2 separate regions of the Homo sapiens genome follow, and region 2 is linked to region 1. The links are chromatin contacts, found by Hi-C or POLR2A ChIA-PET in ENCODE. All regions are on one chromosome and are shown on one strand. Each heading gives the region's core, a stretch centred on a gene start or an enhancer-like site at or near the end of the contact. The rest is flanking DNA. Distances are from core to core; before and after follow the strand shown.

Evidence for each region. A loop is a pair of places that touch in the nucleus more often than their neighbours do. ChIA-PET counts read pairs that join two places held with the same protein, here RNA polymerase II (POLR2A). Pooled maps may share reads with other maps.
Region 2: a map of heart left ventricle shows a loop between it and region 1 (9-fold over the local background). The contact joins the promoter of IL31RA here to the enhancer-like site in region 1. A Hi-C loop is called at or near these places in 1 of 168 maps with a recorded cell type or tissue (heart left ventricle) and 5 of 50 pooled maps. POLR2A ChIA-PET finds 5 or more read pairs at or near these places in 1 of 52 experiments (MCF 10A).

Annotation. Positions count from the first base shown.
Region 1 is chr5:55,437,260-55,439,862 of GRCh38, reverse strand. All of the region lies in intron 4 of PLPP1 (phospholipid phosphatase 1), which reads left to right. Among named protein-coding and RNA genes, the nearest start is that of MIR5687, 70 kb to the left of the region's middle. RefSeq lists an enhancer at 899-1,726. Within about 2 kb of position 1,327, at least 29 of the 41 ENCODE cell types and tissues checked have a DNase peak (open chromatin) inside an H3K27ac peak, as active enhancers do; they include heart left ventricle, where a contact is called at or near this core.
Region 2 is chr5:55,850,081-55,852,683 of GRCh38, reverse strand. IL31RA (interleukin 31 receptor A) reads right to left here and starts at 1,327. Exons shown (of 15, transcript NM_139017.7): 1 at 1,051-1,327. The coding sequence starts at 1,113.

The DNA.
Region 1 (2,603 bases), core at 78-2,577:
CATAACTTTGACCCACTGTTTGTAATTTTAAAGAAAATTCTCAGCTATAACATATTCCATACTTCATCATTTTCTGCTCTTCTTCCTTGACCCTTCTCAAAACACCCATTAACGTCTGTGTAATTGGTCAAATAGTAACTTGTACTGAGGGCTGTTTTGTGAAAGATTAAAATTACTATAGAGAGGATGACATTGATATAATAGAGGGCCTCAGTGGCAGGCCTGCTCAGTGGACATGCAGCCACATATGAAGGATATCAACTCGGGAAAATGATGTCAACCATAGTGTGGTAATTGGGTCAGTTTGAACCAACTGTGTTAAAAGAACAACTTTAGATAAATTTAAGGGTGTCACTGGGCAAGGAAGAAACGACTTTCAAATTGGGCAGCCCTCAGAGTCACTGCAGATTCAGAATGACTCCACTGCTTCTAAGTGGTCAGGGAGAATTTATGGACAGAAAAAGGAAAGTGAGTACAGAAAATGGAAGCGAGGTGCAGAAACTGCCGGATTGGTTACAGCTCGGCCTTGGAGCTTTATTTGAGCGTGGTTTGAATGGCTGTGAGTGGTTGAAATATGGCTGCAGGGACTGGCTGAGACTCAGCTGCTGTTACAGAAGCACATTCCTGAGTCAGGCTCCCAGTTTGCTTACTTACCAAATTAGGTTGTTCTTTGTACAGAAGAACTCAAGTATGTGAGCAGGGGGTTTTCAGGACAGATTTTAGTTTGATTTAACAGATGTAAAGTTATAATGGCAAAAAAAGAAGCCTAGATAAATAGATTTGTTGTAGACCAAGACCTTTCTGGAGAAGAAAGCAGGCCAGAGCAACCATGCACTGCATTTTACTGACTCTAGGTAGTGGAAATATTTGCTTGATGTGGATGTAGGCCCCAGCTTTTATTTCAGCCCTGAATACACAGATCCTTGCTTTTTACATTTATGTACAACTTTTTTTTTTTTTTTTAGACGGAGTCTTGCTCTCTCACCCAGGCTGGAGTGCAGTGGCGCGATCTCGGCTCACTGCAAGCTCCACCTCCCGGGTTCACGCCATTCTCCTGCCTCAGCCTCCAGAGTAGCTGGGACTACAGGCGCCCGCCACCACGCCCGGCTAATTTTTTGTATCTTTAGTAGAGACAGGGTTTTACCGTGTTAGCCAGGATGGTCCCAATCTCCTGACCTCGTGATCCGCCTGCCTCGGGCTCCCAGTGTGTTGGGATTACAGGCGTGAGCCACCGCGCCTGGCCTATGTACAACATTTAACCTCTAAGCCCCACCCCCGAATTCCTTGAGCAATGACTCATCTTGTTTCTCTGGGCACCTTGGCTTCATGAGTCAGTCTCAGATTTGGGTAGAGACGTAGTCATTTAAATCCTCTCCTAGGACAGTCTTTGATAGCCAAAACTTCTCTGTCAATTCCTGACACCCAGAAATTAACTTCTAGTTAAAAATGGCTCTTAAAACACCCTGACCATTGTTCTTCTCTGGCAGCCAGTGCAGCCCTGCACACTTAACTGTGCCAAGAGAGTGTCAGCATCAGTGAAAACCTCCCAGGCCTGCGGGAGCTCAGGGCAGGGCTGCTTTGCACATAGCCAGTTTATATGCTTAGTGACTCCCCGTGAACTTGGCTGAATGCCAGAGATTCCAAATTTATTTGATTATTCAGGAGAACAGCCATGGTATGAGTCTGTATTTTCTTTCAATACAGTGAGGAGTGTTAAAATACTTTTCCTGAGACCCTTCTATTGAGGCTGTAACCCCAGATTGTTTATATCACCGCCTGTTATGAAATTCCTGTATCTATGCTTCAGCCAGACTCTCCTCCTGCCACAAAATGCCTCTTATCTGGGCCTTGCCCCTGCCCTGTGTTTAGACAGTGCTGCCCACCTATCTAAATCCACTCAGACTCTTTCATACTATCCACTTTCCTTAAGATTCATATAATCCCTCATTTAGCATTCACTGTATACCTCCTAGCATTGTTGATACTTCGTGATGTTTTCCAAACTTGATTATTGCTGAACATTGGGCAAATGATGAACAACTCATGGCCCATAGCCTACGAACCTTGTCTGATTTTGAGGTGGGATTTAAGATCTAAATTTAGTGCCTCAGTGAATCCTAAAAATGGTGAAATTAAAACCCAAAGAAGACTAAACTGAGGCCTGCTTTCCAGTGTTCTTCTGGACAGATCTGTCATCAAATGTAGGTGGAGCAATCAATTTGGCTTGCCTGGCTAGTCATAAAAGCACTATTTCAAAATAAGTAGACCAAGGTATATTTCTTTGCATTGAGCCTGCTGTTGTTAGTCTAGTTCTGGGGTTGGTATTTTTTTTTTTTTCAGTGAAAGGTCAGATAATAAATATTTAGGCTTTGTAGGTCACATATTCTTTTTTGAAAAAACAAACAAAAAAAACTCCTTAAAAATGTTCTTAGCTTGCAAGCCAACCCCTTGACTCTAGTTTAAAATGGAAAAAAAAAAGTTCTTACTTTATTAACAATAGAATATTCAGAGGCTATGAGACAATAACAACATTTTACAGTTAAGAAGTGTTAACAAGATTAGTCAAGGAAAGGCAAAATCAAAACAGCTTCAAAAAATATCTC
Region 2 (2,603 bases), core at 78-2,577, 410 kb before region 1:
ACGAGAAATAAATAGACCGGGGAAGAGATTATGATGCAAAAGGAAAGAAAACTAAGTTTTAAAACAAGCTATGCTTTCCAGCCCCACATTTTAATTTTTAACCCATTCCCCATCTTCCTTAGGCAATGTTCCACTAAGTAGGAGGAATAAGGGTGAGAAAGAGAGCTAGTCTTTTACCTAGAAGATTATAATTATGAGATATTTAAAATTCCAGCCAGGCGTGGTGGCTCACGCCTGTAATCCCAGCACTTTGGGAGGCTGAGGCAGGTGGATCACCTGATGTCAGGAGTTTGAGACCAGCCTGACCAACATGGCAAAACCCCATCTCTACTAAAAATACAAAAAAATTAGTCAGGCATGGTGGCAGGCACCTGTAATCCCAGCTACTCGGGAGGCTGAGGCAGGAGAATCGCTTGAACCCGGGAGGCAGAGGTTGCAGTGAGCCAAGATCGTGCCATTGTACTCCAACCTGGCGACAAGAGTGAAACTCTGTCTCAAAAAATAAATAAAATAAAATAAAATAAAATTCCATTATAATATACTATAGAGAAAAGCTAAATGCTAGCACAAAAATAGCAAGCATTTCTTGAATTTATTCAACCAATACTTAGTAAACACCTATTACATGCATAACAGCTCACTAAAGGTGTTGTGTATTAAATAGAATTCTGGTTAAGACAAGACCAATTGAGCATATACATTTATCTCTACTCTCTCAGGAAACTCCACAAAAATTATGGCAAAGATATAGAACCACAAGACAAAACAAATGGGAAGAGGCAACAGCAAATAAGAGATGTCAACAAATCTTTGGAAAAAGAGAAATGAATCAAGCCATAACTGAACTGGTAAAGATGAGAAAGCAGAAACCTAGAAATGCCTAATAAGGTTGCCAACAATAAGCAAACATAATTATGCCACGGAATCTCATACGGCTCAGGATTTGAGACACTAGGTAGGTAAAATCAACCCTCATTACTCACAGCTTCCTTATTTGTGAATTCACCTACTTGCTAGGAATTATTTGTAACCCCCCAAATCAATACTCACAATGTTTTGCGGACATTCACAGACACATGCCGTGGTGAAAAACTTGAGTTGCCTGATGCACATTCCCAGCTGAGGTGGAACAAGCTGACACTCTGCCTTCCTGTCTCAATTTTCATACTGCACACACATGTCTTTTCATGGTCTATTTAGTGCCATGCTGGTTATTACTATTTTTTTTTGCAATTTTTTGCCTTTTATGAGTGATTTTGCTGTTTCGAATGCCCCCCAAGCAGAGTGCTGGAGTGCTGTCTGGTGTTCCTAAGCAGAAGGAGGCTGTGCCTCATGGAGAAAATATGTGTGTTAAATAAGCTCTATTCAGGCATGAGTCATAGTACTGTTATTAGCCATGAGTTCAATGTTGATGAATCAACAATGTATATTAAATAAGGTGTCTTTAAACAGAAACACACACAAAACAAGGTTATGTATTGATTAGCTGACAAAAATGTTGTGACCAGAGGCTCACAGGCACCTAACTCTATATTTCCCCCACAGAGAATAATTCAGTATTTTCTTTTTTTCTTTTTTTTTTTCTTCTGAGACAGAGTTTCGCTCTTGTTGCTTAGGCTGGAGTGCAATTGCGCCATCTCAGCTCACCGCAACCTCCACCTCCCGGGTTGAAGTGATTCTCCTGCCTCAGGCCAGCCTCCCATGTAGCTGGGATTACAGGCATGCGCCACCAAGCCCAGCTGATTTTGTATTTTTAGTAGAGACGGGGTTTCTCCATGTTGTTCAGGCTGGTCTCAAACTCCTGACCTCAGGTGATCCACCTGCCTCGGCCTCCCAAAGTGCTGGGATTACAGGCATGAGCCACCACGCTCAGCAGTATTTTCTAATTCAGTGTTTGTGGCGATTTTATTGAACATAATTGCCAGGAATAATGAAGGAATAATGAGAATTGACTATACCTCTGAAACAAAAATCATAAGATTGGTTGAAAATCTGAAAAAGAAATAGACTACCTAATCCTAACCCCACAAAGCCAAATTCATTAAATTTCTCCCATCCCAACAGCAGATGGGGGGAAAAAACTTGAAAGAAAGGCAATGCAGAAAGCAGAATATTTTTTAAAAGAAATATTAGTTAAACCTTCATAGAAAATAAGAAAAAATGTTGTACCCACAAAATATGAATAGGATGCTATGATAAAGGCATAATTAGAGAACAAGAACTCTTGGAGATTCAAAATATGAGAGCTGAAGTCTAAAGACTAGAAAATAAAGTTGAGGAAATCTTCCAGAAGATAGAAGAAAAGACAAAGAGATGAAGAATAGCCAACATCTGACTACCAGCAGTACAGAAGCACAGAACAGAGGAATGGAGGGAAAGAAATAATGAGAGAAGTGATACAATAAAATTCCCAAGAATTGAGGAACATTTGTTTCCAGATTGAAAGGGCCCACTGTAAACAGCATAATAAATGAAAATAAATCTACACTGAAGTACAAAACAGTGAAGTTTCAGAATATCAAGAATAAACAGAAAAAAAATGTTTCCAGATAGGAAAAAAATAAGTCACATACAAAGGATCAAGGATGAGAATGGCTTTAGAC